Linked DNA regions of Mus musculus: all the other regions are linked to region 2. The links are chromatin loops, found by intact Hi-C in ENCODE. Cell type or tissue: left cerebral cortex. All regions are shown on one strand.

Region 1 (4,000 bases), 65 kb before region 2:
TTTTTTTTTTTTTTTTTTTTTTTTTTGGACAAGGGCGAAAAGCAGCCACATTCTTTGCCAGAATATTACAAGAATGGTCTCTAGGCCACATCTTAATATTCTTCCCCTCTGAAACTTCTTGAGCTAGGTTCCCAAAGTTCAAATCACCCTTAGCCTTGTTGTCCATACTCCTATTAGGATGGCCCACTAAACCCTGCTTAAAGAATATAGCTGCTTTTCTATTCCAAACTTTCCTCTTCCTCCAGCCAATGTCATGGTCAGGCCTGTCCCAAGAATACCGAAATCCTGCACATCAATTTCTCTTAGGATCCTATGGGGGCCATTGTTATTTAAACCACCACACAGTGGAAAGGGTTTAACTGGCTTACCGATTATAGTCCATCATCAAGAGAACCCAAGGCAGGAACTGAAGGCGGAAACTGAATCAAAGACCACGGGCAGCTCTGCGTACTGGTTTCCTCTCCATGGAGTACTCCTTCTGTTTTCTTTTACAACCTAGGCCCACATGTCCAAGGGCATTTCCCACAATGGGCTACTCCCTTACACATTATACTGGCTAGTTTTGTGTCAACTTGACAGGGCTGGAGTTATCACAGAGAAAGGAGCTTCAGTTGAGGAGTGTGCACACTTTGAAAGCATGAGATCTGAGTTCGATCCCCAGTGACCAAGAAGAATTAAAACAACCAAAAGGTTGAACAGGGAGGGTGATTGCTCAACTGAGCCTGCCACACAGGTTCAAGAACCTGAATTTGAATCCTCAATATCATGTTTAAGCCAAGTCATGTGTAACCTTGGCACTTAGAGAAAGAGACCAGCAGATCTCTGGATTTTGCTAGACAGCCAGCCTAACCAATTGGTGAGCTTTAGATTCAAGGAGAGCTCTTGACTCAAGAAATAAAGAAATTAAGAAATAAACTCAGAGAGCGAAGAAACCTGACATTAACTTTGGGCCTCCCCATTCCTATGCACAAGTACCCGCATGTACCCATACACAGATTCTCAAACTTGTATGTGCCCATGAAATTGTGTTATATATATATATATATATATATATATATATATATATATATATATATACATATATATATATATATATATATATGTATATATGTATGTGTGTGTGTGTGTGATAATATCAAGTTTTACATTAACAGGTAGAGCTAAAACAAACAAATATATTTGGAAAATTGAGTAATGGACAGGAAGGGTGGGAAAAAGAGGATGAAATATTGGATGGAACTGAGAGTAGATCAGGAAGAGGAGGCTGAAAGGACTTAGCACAGTGTTGTAAAAGGGTGGGGACTGAAAGGAAAGCCAGGCAGGTGGGCTTCAGAGAATATGGTCCCTGACTGGTTGCAAGCAAAAGATGCTTTTAAAACTGTGCTTTCTTAATTTCTCAACTTGATTTGCAATGTGTCAGCAACTCTAAAGGATTCACATGATGCTAAACTCATGACTTTGCCCATCCAATTGCTTGTCCCAATCTATACTGGAAAGAATATAAGGAGTGGTGTGTGTGTGTGTGTGTGTGTGTGTGTGTGTGTGTGTGTCTGTGTGTGTGTGTGTCTGTCTGTGTGTGTATGTGTGTGTGTGTGTCTGTGTGTGTGTCTGTCTGTGTGTGCATGTGTGTGTGTATGTATGTGTATGTGTGTGTGTATGTGTGTGTGAGTGTGTGTGTATGTGTGTGTGTGTATGTGTGTGTGAGTGTGTGTGTGTGAGTGTGTGTGTGTATGTATATGTGTGTATGTGTGTGTGAGTGTGTGTAGCGTGTGTGTGAGTGTGTGTGTGTGTGTAGGTGCACATGTGATGCAGATATACATGTGCATATGATCCTCTCCGTGTGGATGTAGAGACTGATAGACAACTCTAGTGCCAAAAGGAATTCTGTTCACCCCCTAAGGGACACAGTCTCACTGACCTGGAGTTCACCAATTACACTGGACTAGCTCTTCAGAGGCCGTCCTGTCTCTGCCTCCCTAGCACTGGGGTTACAGATGTGCCATGGCCCACATTTTCACATGGCTTGAGAGGACTGAACACAGGTCTTAGCATTTTCAAGACTAAGTCATACTCTAGCCTGGGGACAAGGTGCCAAGATGGCAGTGGGCAGATAAGATGTTCTTGAGAGAAAGAGCCCAGAGTGCGTGGATCTCAGCCGAGTGACTCAGCAGCCCTGGTTAGCAGTTGTTACTCACCAGGAAATTGCACGTGTCTGGAAATTTGGTGACATCTGCCGTTTCGGTCTTAATCAGGCTGGCTTTAGCATTTACTTTCCTGGCACAAAACTGTTTCTTGATATTTTAAAAAGCTATTTAAAAAACAAAAACAAAAACAAAAACGAAAAGGAAATACCACTGTGAAGCCTTTACCCTGGATCACACTATAGCCACATTTTTAAAATCTCACAACTTGGACATTTCCTTTGTAGTTTGGTATATAGCCACACTAAAAAAAAAGAAAAGAAAAAAAGAAAAGACTGGGTCAAGTAAAAAATAAAACTAACAAAGCAAAGGAAGACTGGGACAGAAGCCAAGAAAACAAGGAGGTGAGCTGTAGCCAGGTAGATGTTTCCCTCTCTCTCCTCCATGCCCAGCCCTTCTGCGTACCAGGGCTCACACAGGCAGTCCAGTTCTTTGGGCCGCTCTAGTTTTGTCATTAACAATAGGGAGACGTGAACCAGGAAGTACTTGGTGGCTGCTTGGCTTGTCCTAGTCATTCTGAGACAGCCATGCTCTGCCTGTCATCATAAGCCCTCTTGTACAGCTAGCCCTTACTCCTTATGCATGGATCTCATACCAGGACCAATCAGATCAGTAAACTCCTTTCCTTTGAGTTCAAGTCTCCAGCCCCAACACAACTCTACCTAACTGCCAGGACTGGAGCACCACTCCAGCTAGCTTTGATTGTCAACTTGGCACAGACTGGAGTCATCTGCCTAGATCAGATTGGCCTGGAAGGGACAGAACTGTCTTGATAACTGGTGCAGGAGAACCAGTTCCTGTGGGCACCACCATTCCCTAGGCAGGTGGTCCTGGGTTCTTTATGGAACTGGCTGAGTAGGAGCTGAAAGACTGAGCCAGAAACAGACTTCCTCTGTGGTCTCTCCTTCAAGCTCCTGTTTGAGGTCCTGGCCTGATGTCTCTCAATGACGACTTGTAATCCAGAATAAAAAAAAATTCACCCTCCAAATTTCTTTTGTTCTGAGTGTTTTATCACAGCAAGAGAAAGGAATACAGAATAGACACCATTGCAGCTCTCAAATAAATATGTCTACCTTCTCCCTCCTTCCTCTCTTAGATGACCTGTGACATGGCGCAATGGTTCAAAGCTGTGATCCAAGTATCCCCAGGGCTCCTACGACCCTCCCAGGGGCCCTGCTACTCTGAGCCATTCTCACATCAATGATGTTAAGACACTATTTTTTCTCACTTTAACATTCCTGCATATCTCATAGAATATTCCAGAAACTGTGTGAGATGAGCTATCACAACAGACTGAATATAGAAACAGACAGAAAAATAGATTAAACTAGACATTAGAGAGATTTGAATAAAATGTAAAAGGATGGTACTCTTTATTTTTATCTAAATCAGATTATTTTCATAAAACATTCATATTAACACTTAACAGGCTTATTGTTATCAGTAGTGACCCAATATAATATCTCAATTTAATTTCTAACATGTTAAGTATTAGTAGACTATATATTATAGTCTATGTATGTTATATGCATAATATATGTAATATATAATGTATAGTGTATATACTATATATAATATATTATATATAATGATTGTATATTATAATATACAGCTATTATATAGTCATATATATTCATTTATATATATGTATACACACACACACACACACACACATATATATATATATATATATATATATATATATATATATATATATATATATATGTTAGATATCTTTGGCATCATTAGCCATCTCTCTCACAAATATTTCATTGCATAGTTAAAACCCCTGATAGTTT
Region 2 (4,000 bases):
TGCCAAGGGATGGTACTACCCACAGTGGGGCTGGGTCCTCCTACACCAATTAGCAATTAAGAAAAATGTCCCACAGGCATAGCCATGGGCCAACCAGAGCCAGGCAGATCTTCGGTTGGAGGTCCCTCTTCTCAGATGATTCTAGGTTTGTGTCAAGCTGACAGCTGAAGCTAACAGAGTAAATAGATGATAGATAGGGAGGGAGGGAGGGAGGGAGGGAGGGAGGGAGGGAGGGAGGGAGGGAGGGAGGGAGGGGAGGAGGGAGGGAGGGAGGGAGATAATACATAGACAGAAGATGATGGGTGAGATTGATAGACAGACAGACAAACACAGACATACAAACAGATACAGATGGATGGTGGATGGCTGATGATTGCCAATCAATAAGTAATAAGCAGAAAATGTTATTTCTTTTCATGGCTCAATCAACCAACATTTGAATAGCTACTTAACTATTACATATATGTTAATAAATTACATAAAATAATGAATAATATACCTAGAAAAGAGTCCAGAAACAACCATAAAAAATAGTAACAGAAATGACCTCTAAATAAGGTTTGAGGTGGAGAAGAGGGAGACATGTACTTGGAATATTTTATAACATATATGAATTAGTTTTAAGGTTTTTTGTAAAAAAAAAAAAAAAAAAAAAAAAAAGAAGGGGGAGGAGAAAAAGAAAAATACAGTTCAAGGAATTAGCTGTGCCACACTAAGAACATGTGTTTCTTCCTTTACTTGGAATGACTTTAAAAGTACAGTAAAAGTTTATTTAAAAAAAAAAAAAACAACAACATAAATGCAGGCCAATATGATGACTCAGCAGGTCAAGGTGCTCACTGCCACACCTGATGACCTGAGTTCAATCTACAGGACTCACAGTATGGAAGGAGAGAGCTGACTTTCTGCTGAAAGTTGTCCTCTGACCTCCAGAATCACCCTATGGTACACCACATGCACACACACCACACACCACACACACCACACATCACACACACCACACACACACACACACACACCACACACACATCACACACCACACATCACACACCACATACACACACACACACATACACCACACACACACACCACATACACACACACACCACACATCACACACACCACACACACACACACACACACACACCACACACACATCACACACCACACATCACACACCACACACACACACACACACACACCACACACACACACATCACACACCACACACACACACATCACACACACACACCACACACAGACACACAGACACACACCACACACCACACATCACACACACACACATCACACACACACACATCACACACCACACATCACACACACACCACACACACACACACACACAACCACACACACACACACCACACATCACACACACACACATCACACACCACACATCACACACACCACACACACACACACACCACACACACACACATCACACACACATCACACACCCCACATACACACACATCACACACACATCACACACCACACACAAACACACATACCACACACACACCACACACACACACACACACACAGAAAGACAGAGAGACAGAGATTGGTGCATATACAAAGAGACTGAGTGACTGGCTAGACAGACAGACAGACAGAGAGACAGACAATAGATAGTTAGATGAATGAATGCAATTAAAATAAACAAACTTGAAAAAAAAAATCTAGGCCATGACCTAACTGGAGAAAGTCAATTTCCCTCTTGGGTTTGCCAGCGGTTTGGTTGCTCCTACTTAGAGAGCTTTAGATTTTTCCATTCTAGCCCGGCACCCTCTGTAGAGTGCAGTGGCTAACTTAGACCAGAATTTAGCTTCACAGCACAAAGGGCTTAAATGCATCCATTAGCACCAGTTACTTGCCACACATCGAAGGGCAAAGCATAAAGCCCTTAAGCCCTTGTACTACTGGCTTTGAAAACTCCCCACCTCTGAACACCAAAAGGCCTGGTCGGTGCTGGTTTTGCATAGGTAGCTGGCACTGGACAAAAGCAAAAAGAACAGCCGTGGGCCAGGTTTCACAGGCAGGTTGAGGGCTGTCACTCAAGATACCCAAAGTCATCCTACATCAGATGACCCTGTGCCTCTTTCAGGACAAAACCAATGCTCTGGGAAGCAATAGTGGCTGAGAGAGCCAGGTTTCAAGATCAAAGCAGGGAGTAAGAAATGTCTAGAACAGTTTTGAGGCAGTACTGAGGGGACTGAGAGAAGCCAGAGGGTCACTGAGGACGACGACTGACCACTGGGCTCAGAGTGAGACCAACTGACAATTTTCCTTTGTCTCCCTGACCAGTCTGGAAATCCACCCTGTCTGAGACCCACCAGAGAAACCTGGAATGTGTTCTCTGGTCCAAGAGTCTGCAGAGTCTGCATGAGTCAGGGGCAGCCCAGCCCGCCCACTCGCTCTAGAATCCTCATTTACATTATCCATTCTGGAACATAGAACTGACCACTCAGCCTCAGGCTCCTGCTGGAGCTTTCTAAGAGTAAGTTCAGTCTTAAGTTATATTTATTTTACTTTGTGTTGGAGGAAGAGGGGGAGAGAGAGAGGAAGGGAGGGCAGGAAAGAGGAAAGAGAGCAGGGGATAAAGGAAGGAGGGATGAAAAAAGGAGGGAGGGAGGGAAAGAGAGAAAGACTCAAGTTCAGGCTGTCCCTGAACTTGCTAGGTAGCCAAGGATTATCTTGAATTTCTGACCCCCGGGCTCCACACTCAGAGCATCACAATTATAGGCATGCAGCACCTGAGGCTCTGACCCAAGACTTCACACATCAGGCAAGCACTCTAACAACCATCCTTAAGTTGTACTTTTTGTGAACTTAATCTTATCAAAGGTTTGCAGATTCAAGTCAGAGAAGAACACCCCAGTTATGTTTGTGGGTAATCAGGGTTTACAAATTGCTTTTCGCTGCCCCCAAAGCCAGGTGGGTATTACTTCGAGGTCAGCTCTGGGGTTAAATTGCCTGGGCTTGTCTCCTGAGCCCAACCTGTGCCATCTGTAGCCTCCTCCTGCACTTTAATATGGGTGTAACAGCTGCCTCTAGAAGCCACCACGAGGACCACAGAGCATCCTTTGCGAACATCAGAATCTCACAATATAGCTCCTTTACCCTGCTTCTCCCATTCCACGTTCTCCCTCATACTTCAACGAGTCACAAAGGCAACTGGAAGGTCCCAGGCATAAGAACGCCTACTCTTCGGCGAGGCCCCTGGGCTCTCACAACCGCCTATGTTTTCACCTACCACCCACAGCTTATTAGTCAATGGTGGTGGTTTCCAAAATGGGGTTCCTAGGCCAACAGTACCAACTTGGCTCTGTTCAGTTTCCAGCCCACCCTCCAGGTGTGCTGAGTCTAGCTCTGCCTTTGTCAGGTCCCAAGTTCTCCCCACGAGGACAGTGTGGGTTGCTTTTTAAATGTCCACCTCGGTTCTGATCTGCAGATAAGGGAAAGCAATAACCGCATGGAGAGTGTGAAGGTTGAAGTGAACACCCTGGAAGAGAAGGCTGGCATCCTGTCAGAGGATGGATGGATGGAAAATGGCAAAGGATGCCCACCTGTCTGGGAGGGGACATGCATGGGCGGGAACAATGCAGGGAATAGTGAATCACGGAAGGCCTGGGAGACAGACAGACAGACACCAAACATGTAGAGAAATGATATTCGGAAATCAGAGAACTGTGGGCACGGGGCTTGAGGGTCCACGGGCCCTTGGAGAGCACTGACTGGGCAGCCATGCTTTGCTCTAGGGCTCAAAGGGAATGAGGGTACCTGCTGGGGAGGTGGAGTGTCCCCAGGGGTTAAAGCACAAATGGGTCTTTAAAAGAACCAGGCTGTGGCCTCTGTGGACAGTCAGGACAGGGGAGTTCCCACCAGAGCAGGAGAGGGAGGGATCCCTAAAGGGACAGCTGCTCAGCACAGCTGAAGCCTATCTTTCTTAAGAAAGAGACATGGAGACAGAGAGGCA
Region 3 (4,000 bases), 180 kb after region 2:
TGGTACCTTCATTACACTGAATGTCATTTCTTCCCGTCTCAGCAATAACCCCAGGTTGTTTCTCATACTTATAACTTTACCTTATTTTTAAGCACTTAAAAATTAATACAATTGACCAACTAAAAACAGTATGACCACAATAAAATACAGACTCACTTACCCTGAAAGGTTCTTCAGAACTCCACTCTTATTGACCACGGGCTCATTCCAATTGTAAGTCTAGGTTTAAAAAAAAATAATGACTAGTTTATTAGTCTCTTTGAAAATTCTACTTCAGTAATTCTCAAAATGCCCCATTGCCATCCATTCAGAAGGAAAACATGTGAATGATTAATAAATAGGAGAAAATGTTTCCCCACTCAACTAATCAAGAAAATGCAAGTAAAACAACAATGTATTGTTTTTCACCTATCAACATTGCAAAGGAGTTTCCAATGCCAGTATTGATTCTGGCCTTAATGCCAGCCAAGGTGACAGACACACAGTTGTACCATGGTGCTCAGGGGATCACAGACTGAAAAAAAAAAAAAGTTTTGTCAAAATAGCGCAGGAGCGTTAAAATAATCATACCCTTGTACTCTATAGTTTTTCCATAAGAAATCTATGTTTGGCATGGAAAAATAGGTCTATAATTACCCTGTGTGTTAGCCAGGGTTCTCTGGAGAAACAGAAGCAACAAAATGACTATACACTGAAAGAGAATTCATTAGATTGGCTTGCATAATGCCAACTACTAGCTGTATTCACACTACACAAATGCCAAGACCCCAACAAGCACAGGTCTGAGGCCTGGAGAGATACCTGTCTTTGATACATCTGAGAAGGCTAAAGGAGCTGGGTTCTGGGGTCAATGAGAACAGCTGTAGCAGCAAGATGCTAGCAGGGTAGATGAACCTGACAACATGACATGAAGGCAAGCAGGCAGAAAACAGAAGCATTTCTTTCTCTGACTTCCTTCTGTCTGGGCTGCCACCTGGAAGTGCTGTGGACGTTTAGGATGGGTCTTTCTACTCATCAGTCTATAGACAAACTGACTGAGGGATATTTCACGGGTGTGCCCTGAAGCCTGCCCATCAAACTGACAGGCAAAATTAACTGTGATACTGCAGTACTTGAGAATGAAGTGGGAAGATCTTGAGTATGGGGCTAACCTGGGCTACAGAGGATACTCGTTCTAAGAAGGAATGAAGAAAGAAAGAAAGAAAGAAAGAAGGAAAGAAAGAAAGAAAGAAAGAAAGAAAGAAAGAAAGAAAGAAAGAAAGGGAGGGGAGGGGAGGGGAGGGGAGGGGAGGGGAGGGGAGAGACGGAGGGAGGGAGGGAGGGAGGGGAAGGAGTGGAAATGGGAGAAGGGAGAGGGGAGGGAGGGAAAAAGAAAAGAATATGACCAAAGACACATATGCAAAAAGATTGAAGTATAGAGGATAAAAACTGTCCACCTCCTATACAACAGGCCACGACCTTTAGACACTGATCAGGAGAAGTCTGGAAGCAGTGGGCCCAGAATGTGGCCAAGTAGTTAGAACCCTGAGTCACCCACTTCTGCCTTTCTCTTTCTTCCATGTTGAGTTCTACTCGCAAGTAACATTTTTTTTACATTGTCAATCTATCCAGGCTCGACTGTAAGATCTGTAAAGAGAGTCGGAGAAATGGCTCAGTTAAAAGTACTTGCTGCTCTCCCAGAAGACCTAAGTCTGGTTCCAGGACTCAAAACAAGCGGCTCATTACTCCCTGTAACTCTAGTTCTAGGGAATCTGGTGCCCTCTTCTGGCCTCCTTGGGCACTGCACCATGTAGTGTGCACATAAATACAGAGAGAAAGGGAGAAGGAGAGGGGGAGGGGGAGGGGGAGAGAAGGAGGGGGGAGGGGGAGGGGGAGAGAGGGAGGGGAGGGGGAGAGAGGGAGAGGGAGAGAGGGAGGGGAAGGGGGAGAGGGGGAGGAGAGGGAGAGGGGGAGGGGAGGGGGAGAGAGGGAGGGGGAGGGGGAGAGAGGGAGGGGGAGGGGAGAGGGGGAGAGGGAGAGGGAGGAGACTGACAGACTGACCAACCTCTAAAAAGATCTGGGTAAAACCTATCTATGGGGCAACTTTCTCTCAAGATCTCAACCCTAAGTAGAGTGCTTGGCCTCGGGTACCATGTCTTGTGAATTTAAGTATGTTTTCTGATATGCTTGAGCTCCATCCATTCATTCCCTCTCTCTACATAGCCCAGTTTCTCACGTGTTTCATTTACAGGCATGAGTCATCTATACGTCCTTTATTGTGGTGGTACTGTGACAAACCTTCATGCTTATTCCAGTTTCATTCTGAAATAACATGCTGACCAAAAACAACTTGGGTAAGGAAAGGGTTAATGTGGCTTACCCTTTCAGGTCACAGTTCATTTCTGAGGGAAGTCAGAGCAGAAACCTGGAGGCGGGAACCATAAAGCCAAAGTGCTTGTTAGATCACTTCCTGGCTTGCTCACTCTCTTGTGCCTCCCTGGCATCCTTACTCAGCCCAGGTCTACATGTCTAGGAAATGGTACCATCTACAGTGGACTGGGTCCTTTGGACAATCACCTATATTAGTCAGGGTTCTCTAAAATCATAGAACTTATAGAATGTCTCTATATATTAGGGAACTTATTATTATGACTTACAGTCTGCATTCTAACTAACCCAACAATGGGCAGCTGTGAACAGGAATTCCAAGAATCTAGTAGTTGCTCAGTCCCGCGAGGCTGGGTGTTTCAGCTGGTCTTCTGTATAAGCTGGAATCCTGAAGAAGCAGGTTCCAACAGATGTGCTGGCAAGTAAGTGCAAGCAGACGAAGAAGAGTGAGCCTTCCATCTTCCACTGTCCTTATGTAGGTCTCCAACAGAAGGTGTGGCCCAGATTAAAAGTATGTATCACCACACCTGGATTTGGAACTTTCTCTATCTCAGGCTAGCCCTGAACTCAGAGATCTGCTCGGCTAAGTCTCCTGAGATAAAAGTGTGTACTACCTTGCCTGGGCCTAAGCATTTCACGGCCACTATGCCTCAAGATCTGGATCAAAACCATGTCAATGTCCAGCTCAGAAGTCTGTCTTTCAGTCTCAAGATCTGCATCACAGGTGTGCCCTCCATTTCCAGACTGTAGTGCATTCCAGATATAGTCAAGTTGACAACCAGGAATAACCATCACATTACCCTTCCCCAGAAATACCCACAGTCCAATTTGATCTAGGAAATTCCTAAACCAAGGCTTCCCCGCCAGTTGGCATCTAGGCTGGGTCGTGTTGCCAATGTATACTAACTAGGGCACATAAGTGTGTGCGCTTCCTAGAGTCCACTGCTAAACATTTATGAGCACTTCACTGTCTAAAATATTTTTTGGGTTACCAAAAATAAGCATGATTTGCAAATGTAGCTACAGCTGAAGAAACCAAGCGGCTCCGGGGAAGGGGTCACTAGAGCGAAAATGAGAAGGTCGACAGAAAAGGTCCCTTTTTCTAAGTGGGGCAAAAAGGAAGTAAGCCCATCTGTTCTCTGTCGGCGCCTGGTGTGGTCGGAACCCGTGGGAGGCTGCGTCCTCATCTGGAAGGCACCACCACACAGAGACAGCAAGGAATCCGAGAATAAAACGTTCAAAGGACCATCTCTACAGTTAGCTTTCCTGGTGATTTTAAATTGCCTAGATCCCCAGAGGCCACACAGAAAGCAATGAGGTCCTATGATGCCTACCTGCCTGAACCTCCTGCGGGTCACCCAAGGCTTTGAGCTTCGTCCCCTACACTGTGGGTAAACGTGGTGAGACAGACTTCCCGTGAATGGAAAACACTGCTTGTTCATTTCTAATGCGATTATATGATCATTTCATATAATTTTAAGTTTTAAGAAGAGATAGTCTTAAAAGGGGGAAAGTCCAGGGAGTATTAGGAAACTTGGGTGCTTCATCAAGTCCAGGTTTTAAAACCAAACTTAAAAATAAAAGCGTGCGCGCCCGAGCGCCGGGTCTTACGTATGCTCATACATACGTGTGT

Evidence for each region. A loop is a pair of places that touch in the nucleus more often than their neighbours do. Peaks named below come from ENCODE experiments on the same cell type or tissue, not always from the same donor. Only the 100,000 strongest peaks of a DNase experiment are listed, where the experiment ranks them.
Region 1: a loop joins it to region 2, with 5 times the contacts of the local background. A loop is called at or near these places in 2 of 42 quality-filtered maps.
Region 3: a loop joins it to region 2, with 12 times the contacts of the local background. A loop is called at or near these places in 2 of 42 quality-filtered maps.

What each region holds. Positions count from the first base shown.
Region 1 is chr8:116,550,274-116,554,273 of GRCm38, forward strand. No RefSeq gene overlaps it. Among named protein-coding and RNA genes, the nearest start is that of Gm39258, 23 kb to the left of the region's middle. In left cerebral cortex, no CTCF peak of the experiment used is centred here; a DNase peak (open chromatin) is centred at 2,163.
Region 2 is chr8:116,615,716-116,619,715 of GRCm38, forward strand. All of the region lies in intron 2 of Cdyl2 (chromodomain protein, Y chromosome-like 2), which reads right to left. Among named protein-coding and RNA genes, the nearest start is that of Gm31367, 12 kb to the left of the region's middle. In left cerebral cortex, no CTCF peak of the experiment used is centred here; DNase peaks (open chromatin) are centred at 2,450 and 3,287; H3K27ac peaks cover 834 bases.
Region 3 is chr8:116,797,425-116,801,424 of GRCm38, forward strand. 4930563M20Rik (RIKEN cDNA 4930563M20 gene) reads right to left here and starts at 3,988. Exons shown (of 4, transcript NR_046193.1): 1 at 3,702-3,988; 2 at 2,637-2,782; 3 at 161-219. In left cerebral cortex, a CTCF peak has its summit at 1,752 (motif pointing left); DNase peaks (open chromatin) are centred at 3,235 and 3,503.